Regions from separate parts of the Homo sapiens genome. Here region 1 is linked to region 2. The links are chromatin loops, found by intact Hi-C in ENCODE. Cell type or tissue: Calu3. All regions are shown on one strand.

Region 1 (4,000 bases), 350 kb before region 2:
TTTGTATTTTTAGTAGAGACACAGATTCACCATGTTGGTCAGGCTGGTCTCGACCTCCTGACCTCATGATCCACCCGCCTCGGCCTCCCAAAGTGCTGGGATTACAGGTGTGAGCCACTGCACCTGGCCCAGTATCTCTTATGTGACTTTGTCAGACCTACAGGATCACTGAAGCAGTCAAGATAGACACATGTGTGCATGTGCCCACCCATGTGCATATGATCTTGAGGTTAGAGAATGATGTTCACCCATGAAGTTCCAAATAAAAGAAGAGCAGACAGGGTCAAGGACGAGTTAAAGATGGTTATCTTTTGTGAAGTTCCTGAATTTACTGAAGTTTGTTAGTGTTATAGCCTGACCGTTCGCCTATGGAGTCTTCTCTTTTGTTCTTTAAAGAGGTGATGACTATACAGTTAGCATTGGTTTTCTCATCTGCCTTATGGCAAAATAATCTGTTCTACCTTCCCCCTTTCCACCCCCTTCCTCTGTGAGTACAGGGCCCTGAGATGTGGTAAATCGCCGCTGTCCCAGAACAATCCACTGCTCTGTGTACCCTGTGGAGATCAGTTTTGGTCATAGCTGGCGGGTGCCCATTAGCAGATGGACAGTTTTACAAGTGGCAGCATTACTTCATTTCTAGCCTGTTCAGTTCAGACCCTGCAGCAGATTTAATGACTGGATGTGTGATTGCTTTAGCAATGTGTCATTTTCTCTGAAACTGAATTTGTTTTAAATGGTGTTGTAAGGTTTCAGTAGTTGTGGTGTAGGATGTTGTCAATGCATAATTGTCATGAAGCCAAGGGAAATGAATAAAATGGGTAATCCATCCAATTCTTATTAATTAGTGATAGGTTTTTAACAATATCCAGGCCACTGCTCTTTGTCTCAGTGCAACCTGTCTTCAGTGCTGTCTCACTTACAACTTCAAGGCCAGGGGGCAAGTTCCATTTAAACGAAGCTGCATAGCATGTAGCACATTTATGCTGTTTACATAGTAGTTGGTTATTTTGATGAAGGCCTAGCTATAATTTCTCTGTGGTAAGGATGTAATAAGATAATATTTAAAAACTTTAAGCAAGTTTATATTTAATTATATATCTTACTCTGTCTTGAAAGTGGGAAAAACAGATACAGAAAGTACCATAACTTTAAAAAAAAGATAGTTCAATAAGATTTCAAACAGTTAAATATATGAAATTCAGAAATAAATGCATACTTCTGAATTGCACTGGATTTAGTGTATATTGTGACTCTAGGTCAGAGTCACAGAATTAATTTGGACTTTGGGAAATACCTTTATAGGAGAGGAAATTTGTCCTTTTGTTATGACTTAATAGCAAAGAAGCTGTATTGATGTTGCAAATATGAGTTGAGGTCAAATAGTTACAATAACTGCATCCATAGCATGGTTTGGTGACTGTGAAGGATGTTATGTCAGGTGGTTAGTCAACTGATGTCCATGTGTTGAACTGATTTTTTGCTTCTGTGTGTGAGTGAGTTGCACGAATGTAAACTCCTCTACGGTTTATTCAGCTTAGATTTTTCATGAAGCCTATGCTGTTCCTTATAACAGCCCTGTAATGAGTGGTAAGCCTACTATAAAAAGGTACAGAATGCAGTCAAAGTTTACCCTTGATGGGTCACCTCTGCAGTGTTGTGCTGCATAAAGATCTAGAAGAAACAGAAGGGTATGACCAAGGCAGTGGCTTATAATGTTATTCAGATTGCTCATGGTGATAATCTACCAAACTGAGAGTAAAACAAAACACCCATCCCTGTAGGAAATAGGATATTGTTCCTTTTAGAAAAGGTACCTAATTTTTTTCTTCCTTCTCTGTCCAGCAGGGGGTAGTCTGACACCAGCATTGTTTACAAAAGGCATTGAAAAAGAGCTCTCAATCTGTAGTCACTTAGATGTCTTCCACTGGAGGAAGAGCCATCCAAACCAGGACAGATCTTGCTAGCTTGATGAATCAGACCTGCCACTCAAACATAGCATTAGATGATATTAGCACAAAGGCAACGACTCAGCTATTTTAAACTGTGTCTTAACTGCAGATAAAAGAAATGAAAGATAGCATTTAGTTTCTTGCACAAGCATCTCATGTTTGGCAGATTCACATATGCTTCTACTTCCCAGGTGTGTGTAGCTGCACTACTTTATTTCACCTCTTGAGAGTCTGCCCTTTAAGGTTGTGATGTTGGCCCCAGAGCCACCACTGCTAAATCAAATCGTTGCGCTGATGGTGGATGTCAGCATAAAAATGGGAAGGTCTTCATCCTGCTCCCTTCCTGGCAGCCTGAACTCCTGATTTGACCGCTTCTCTAGTTAAAGACGAGATAGATCCTAACGTGCAAAACTGTTCTTAGGTGTTAGAAAATTGAAAAAGTACAGCATCTGCTGATTCCTACACAACAAAGTGGTATATATATATACATATATATATATATATATACATATATATATACATATATACATATATATATACATATACACACACACACACACACACACACACACATTTGAGTGTCTAGAATTGTATTATATGGAAGCCACTAGCCACACATGACTTTAAAATTTAAATTCACTAAAATTACATAAAATTGAATGCTCAGTTCCTCAGTTGCTCTAGACACATCTCAATGCTGAATAGCCACATGTGGTGGGTGGCTACTGTATAGGACTATGCAGGAGTGAAATGTTTCCCTCCCCTCAGAAAGTTCTGTTGGACAGAACTGGACTAGGGGCAGTGTGTGGATACTTATTCGTGGTCTTTAAACTAAACCTTCCCCCCAAAAAAATCCTCATGCTACTGTCTTAATTCGTCACCTCACCTGAGTGGGAAGAGGGATGCCTGCTTTTGCAGGGTCATCCAGTCCAACTCTCCCTGTAAACTACTGGCAGTGTTAGCATGGTGATAAATGTCTGTGTCTACAGGTAACCACAGTCCCCAAATGCCGCCTTCTTTGTGACTTCTTTGGTCAGATTGACCAAACACAGTCTGCAGGGAACATTAGTTTTTAAAAAAAGATAATTGGAAAGAAGGGAAAATAGGTTATTTAGCCTGGTACAATTTATTCACAGGTGGCATTTCTTCCACCTGAAGTGTTAGAAAAGATAACTGATCTTGGGTAAGAAAACATGCCAAACTTGGTTTACATTTTTGCAGTTATGGAAAGCTCCTCTCCATACTCATTTTTTAACTTCTCTCCCAGTTCCTTCATTCAAAATGTGAGGGTTTAAAACACTTGGATGGTGTTTAAAGGAGAATACTTATTTAAAACACTGCAAAACTGTTTACTAGCCTGAGTGCAAAGAAGTGAGACAGGTACAGTTAGTGCAATTATTGATGGCACTCCCTTTGTCTCTTAAAAATGTCATAGTATGGGTGATAAATTATATGGTTCATATAAATTACATGTTTTGTACTAAATCCTAAATGTATACAAATTGACTAAATTTAAGGATGCCCTCCTTGTTTATATTTTAGTTTGAATTTTCCTCTGAACTGCCATAAAGCTTACTTTCAACATCTCCAGTTCTCTGTTATCCCCTCTCTGCTCTGATCAAAAATTTATCACCCAGGAAGTCTCCTATCTCCTTTTAGTCCCCATTCCTATTCCTGTCTCTTCCTGGGACATCATCTTAAAATTCTGAAGGACGATACCATTATTACATTTGGATTTACACGCTTCTGAAAGAACATCAGTCTTGTCACCACGAGACTGTTCTTTTGTTGTGATGCTGATTTATTTTACAACATTGGCTGATTCTGGCCTTTTGTGCCTCAGTTGTTCCGTTTATTAAGTGGGAATATCTATACTTTAAAACTGCCTCATAGGAATGTGATAGAGCGAAATGTGTTTTTTTTTTTAGTGCTTTGAAGTTTCTAGATGAAAGACGTTGCCATAATTCAAAGCATTAGCTAAAACAGATACCAAATTGTTTTACATATGTATATCATTTAATGTCTTTAGATGAATTGCATACTATCCTTAA
Region 2 (4,000 bases):
TGTGTTCGTAGCTGAAGGCTTTGATGAGCTGTTTGGTGAAGGCTGTTTTTAGGTGATGATTTTAAAGTGCTTTGGTGGGCATAATATGGACCAGTTTAGATGTTTAATTGGGGCCCCTGGACAGCTGTCGCAATCCTGCCTGGAACTAGGGAGGAAGAAAAAGTAACTAATGAAATTCACGTCAAAAAGTAAACTATCTCGTTTGCTGGAGATCATTACTTATATGAATGACAAAATGAATATTTTATGTTGACAGCTAAATTGGTTATTTTTTTAAAATAAAGGGTTTGGTTCAGTTATAGAAGTGTAAATTTCATCAAAATCTCGTTCAGGAGCTTGTTAGCTTGTTAACAGTTCTCACCCCAAATGCATGCAACTCTCATATGTTACAGAAATACCAAGCTATTGATGAATCATAAGTGGCCAATTAACCCAGATATATTTGGGTTTTAAATAATCTCTCATGTAATTCATTTACTTTTTTTCCCCTAATCTGAATTAGCATGACTAATAAGGATGTCTCCAAAGTTCTTTGATTGTTAAATCAGGTTTTCCATGTGGTGGGGTGGTGGTAGCATGTGGAGTATGTCTCCCAGGAGGCTTCAGAAGGGGTGGAAAGGTGAGCTGGTTCAGTGGGTCACTTTGCAAATTGTCAACACAAACTGGCTTGGTCTCTCTCAAGAGACCAGAACTATGTTTCTACATATGGATGCTAGTTCCTGTTTATAATAGGGGGTTTTTCTTTCTTTCCTTTTTTTTTTTTTTTTCTGAGACAGAGTCTTGCTCTGTCACTTAGGCTGGAGTGCAGTGGTGCGGTCACAGCTCCATGCAGCCTCAACCTCCTGGGCTCAAGTGATCCTTCTCGCTCAGCCTCTTGAGTAGCTGGGACTTCAGGCATGTGCCAACACACCCAGCTAGTTTTCTTTCTTTCTTTTTTCTTCTTTTTTTGTAGAGATGAGGTCTCTTTATGTTGCCCAGCCTGGTCTTGAGATCCTGCCTCAGCCTCCCAAAGTGCTGGGATTATAGACGTGAACCACTGCACCCAACTGGGGAGGTGGGTGTTTCTTTTAACCGTTGTTGATGTATTTTCAAAGTTTACTTGGATTGAGGATCTAACGTAAAAGGCAGATAAAAGAATTGTCTAGGATCCTAAAGTAATGCTCAGCCTGAGCAGGGTGAATCAGAAACTTTGGGCCAACGGGGAAAGGACACCTTCACTATGCCTAAGAACAAATATTTGAAGTATTATAATAGCCACTGATTTTATTATCTATGGTTCAGTTACATGGAGGGGTATCAAGTGCTTCAACGGGACATTGAAATTGAAAATGTGAAGTTACACAGCATATCCATGTCCTTCTGAATATTACAATAGGTTAAATGACACCACCCAACAGAAAATATGTAGAAGACTTAGATGTCACAATAATCAATTCTTGGGCGGTTTGGAAGGCCTATGTGCTCGTGGCCCCTTGGCATTTATCTTGGCTGAAAGGAATCATTGAAGGGGGAATAAGCAGATGCCCTGAAAGAGACACTTAGAGCCACATATGTGCTGAAGGGGAGCAATGTCTAGTTTACAAAAGAAAAGGCTAGGGTGGACAGAGTCACTGCAATTGTTTATCCAGGAGATTTATACCAGGGTAAGGGCAGGGCTGGATCCCAAAGCATACAGAGTCTGAGCCTGAGTTTGAGTCCCAGCAGAGCAACTGGGCAGTTACTTAACATCTCTGTGCCTTAGTTTTCTTGTCTCTAAAATGGGAATCATACCTGTACCTACCTCATTAGATTATTATGAAGAATAAATGAGCTATTATTAGTAAAATGCTTTCAGTAGTGTCTGCACATAGTAAATACTATCCCAGTTTGGGGTGGCATGACATACTTAACAGTTGGACCAAGATTGCTGCTTAGGACAGAAATGGAAAAGATGGATCAAATTGATTTTTCTATCATACTGCCCAGCAATGCAAGCAAACATGTCTTTCTTCAGAGCACATATATGTGTATTCAGCTCCTTGTCCCTGGAGCTCCCCCAGGTGGGGGTTGTGGAGATACAGGTCCTTAAGAGCTGGTGCAGGTTTCCTGAAGAAGCCACCTTTTGGAATCTAAGAGCATGAAAGGCCCTTGGGTTTACATCTGACAAGTGTGAATATCAGGTAACCAAGTAACTAGTACAGTCTGGGAATGAGAACATTAATTCAGGTCAGACAGGTAAAGCGGAGTTAAGCCAGGCTCTACCTCTGAAATGAAAATCTATGCTATTTATAACAGTAACTGAGAGAAAGACAAAGGAGTCAGACAGATGAAGACTAAAACTCTATCTTTATTCCTGATGGAATAAAGATGTTGGATAACACAGTTGAGGGGGTGAAGGCAATGAAGGACTTTCAAAAGCCAGTCCCAGGGTGGGACAGAGTTACCTATCCCAGGAACCACAGGAGAACTGCAGTCAGGATGAGGTGAAGCTGAAAGGAGTGTTCTCTAGGGGAAGGTAGACTGCCAAGAGAGGGGAACCCAGTGACCAAGAGACCCATGCCTGCATCTTTCTCCTAAGTTGGTGGTTCTCAATGTATAGTCCCAGGTTCCATGAGTCAAAACTATTTTTATGATAATAGTAAGACTTTTTTTTCACATTTTCACTGTTTCTCTCGAAAGTTATGATGGAATTTTCCAGAAACTCCATTGCATGTCATATTGCAAAAAGTTGGAATCCAGAAGTTGATACTTAAATTCATCTTCTTTCTCTTAAGTCAGGCATTAAAGAGATTTGCAAAAGTGTAAATCAATGCCATTTTTTCTTACCACAGTTTTGTTGGGAAAATATAGTTATTCTTTCACAAAGTGTTATGTATGTTAACATATAGTTAATTTATTATTGTTATCTTAAATGTAGTTCTCAGTTTTAATTTTTTTGTTTGTTTGTTTGTTTGAGATGGAGTATCGCTCTCTCTCCCAGACTGGAGTGCAGTGGCGTGATCTCGTCTCACTGCAACCTCTGCCTCCTGGGTTCAAGCAATTCTCCTGCCTCAGCCTCCCAAGTAGCTGGGATTACAGGTGCCTGCTGCCACGCCTGGCTAATTTTTGTATTTTTAGTAGAGACGGGGTTTCACCGTGTTCCCCAGGCTGGTCTCGAACTCCTGAGCTCAGGCAATTCACCTGCCTCGGCCTCCCAAAGTGCTAGGATTACAGGCATGAGCCACCGCGCCTGGCCAGTTTTAATTTTTAACACAGCAAACATCAATATATGTTAACCCTCACAACTTAAAGCTTTTAGTAGTCATTAATGAATTTTGAGAGTGCAGGAATTCTGAGAGTGAGAGTGAAAACTTTGAAGATCACTTCTTAAGTAACTAATCAGATGTTTTGCATCCTTCCCTTGTGTGGAATAAATGAGGGGAGAAGAGAAACCAGAAGGTGTTAGTTTAGAGTATTTTCCATCACAGGAGAAGTGATACCCACCCCAATCCCACCCCATGAATAACCCTATTGACAATGGGGTAGCAGATACTTAAGATGGTTGCTCCAATGTTTGTGAATAATGATGCCAGTGGAAAGTAGGGTAAAAACTCTTTCAATTTCAAATGTAGTGACAAGTTCTTTGCCCTTTTTGTGGATAGGGGAATAAGTAGCAGCTATGAATCTTTTGTTTTTGTTTTTGTTTTTTGCTTATCCTCAAATTTATTGGTTTTTATCTTTTGCTTTCTAGGAATAGCTTTTGGTCTATTTTGCCAATGCTTTGCTTTGCTTTCTTTCTTCTTTTTTTAAATTATACTTTAAGTTCAAGGGCACATGTGCACAACATGCAGGTTTGTTACATATGTACACATGTGCCATGTTGTTGTGCTGTAGCAGCTAAGAATCTTAAACTGGATTTCGAGACAGGGAATTGTATTACAGGATAGAAGACTTGTGTAGATTAAAGGGAAGTGTAAGAAGGACCATACATGGCTGGGCACAGTGGCTCATGCCTGTAATCCCAGCACTTTGGGAGGCTCAG

Evidence for each region. Hi-C counts contacts between places; a loop is a spot of excess contacts. Peaks named below come from ENCODE experiments on the same cell type or tissue, not always from the same donor. Only the 100,000 strongest peaks of a DNase experiment are listed, where the experiment ranks them.
Region 1: it touches region 2 in a loop (10-fold over the local background); 11 of 110 quality-filtered maps call a loop at or near these places.

Annotation. Positions count from the first base shown.
Region 1 is chr6:99,117,470-99,121,469 of GRCh38, reverse strand. No RefSeq gene overlaps it. Among named protein-coding and RNA genes, the nearest start is that of MIR548AI, 5.1 kb to the left of the region's middle. In Calu3, CTCF peaks have their summits at 1,531 and 1,778; a DNase peak (open chromatin) is centred at 1,869.
Region 2 is chr6:98,767,776-98,771,775 of GRCh38, reverse strand. No RefSeq gene overlaps it. Among named protein-coding and RNA genes, the nearest start is that of PNKY, 62 kb to the left of the region's middle. In Calu3, no CTCF peak of the experiment used is centred here; a DNase peak (open chromatin) is centred at 2,045.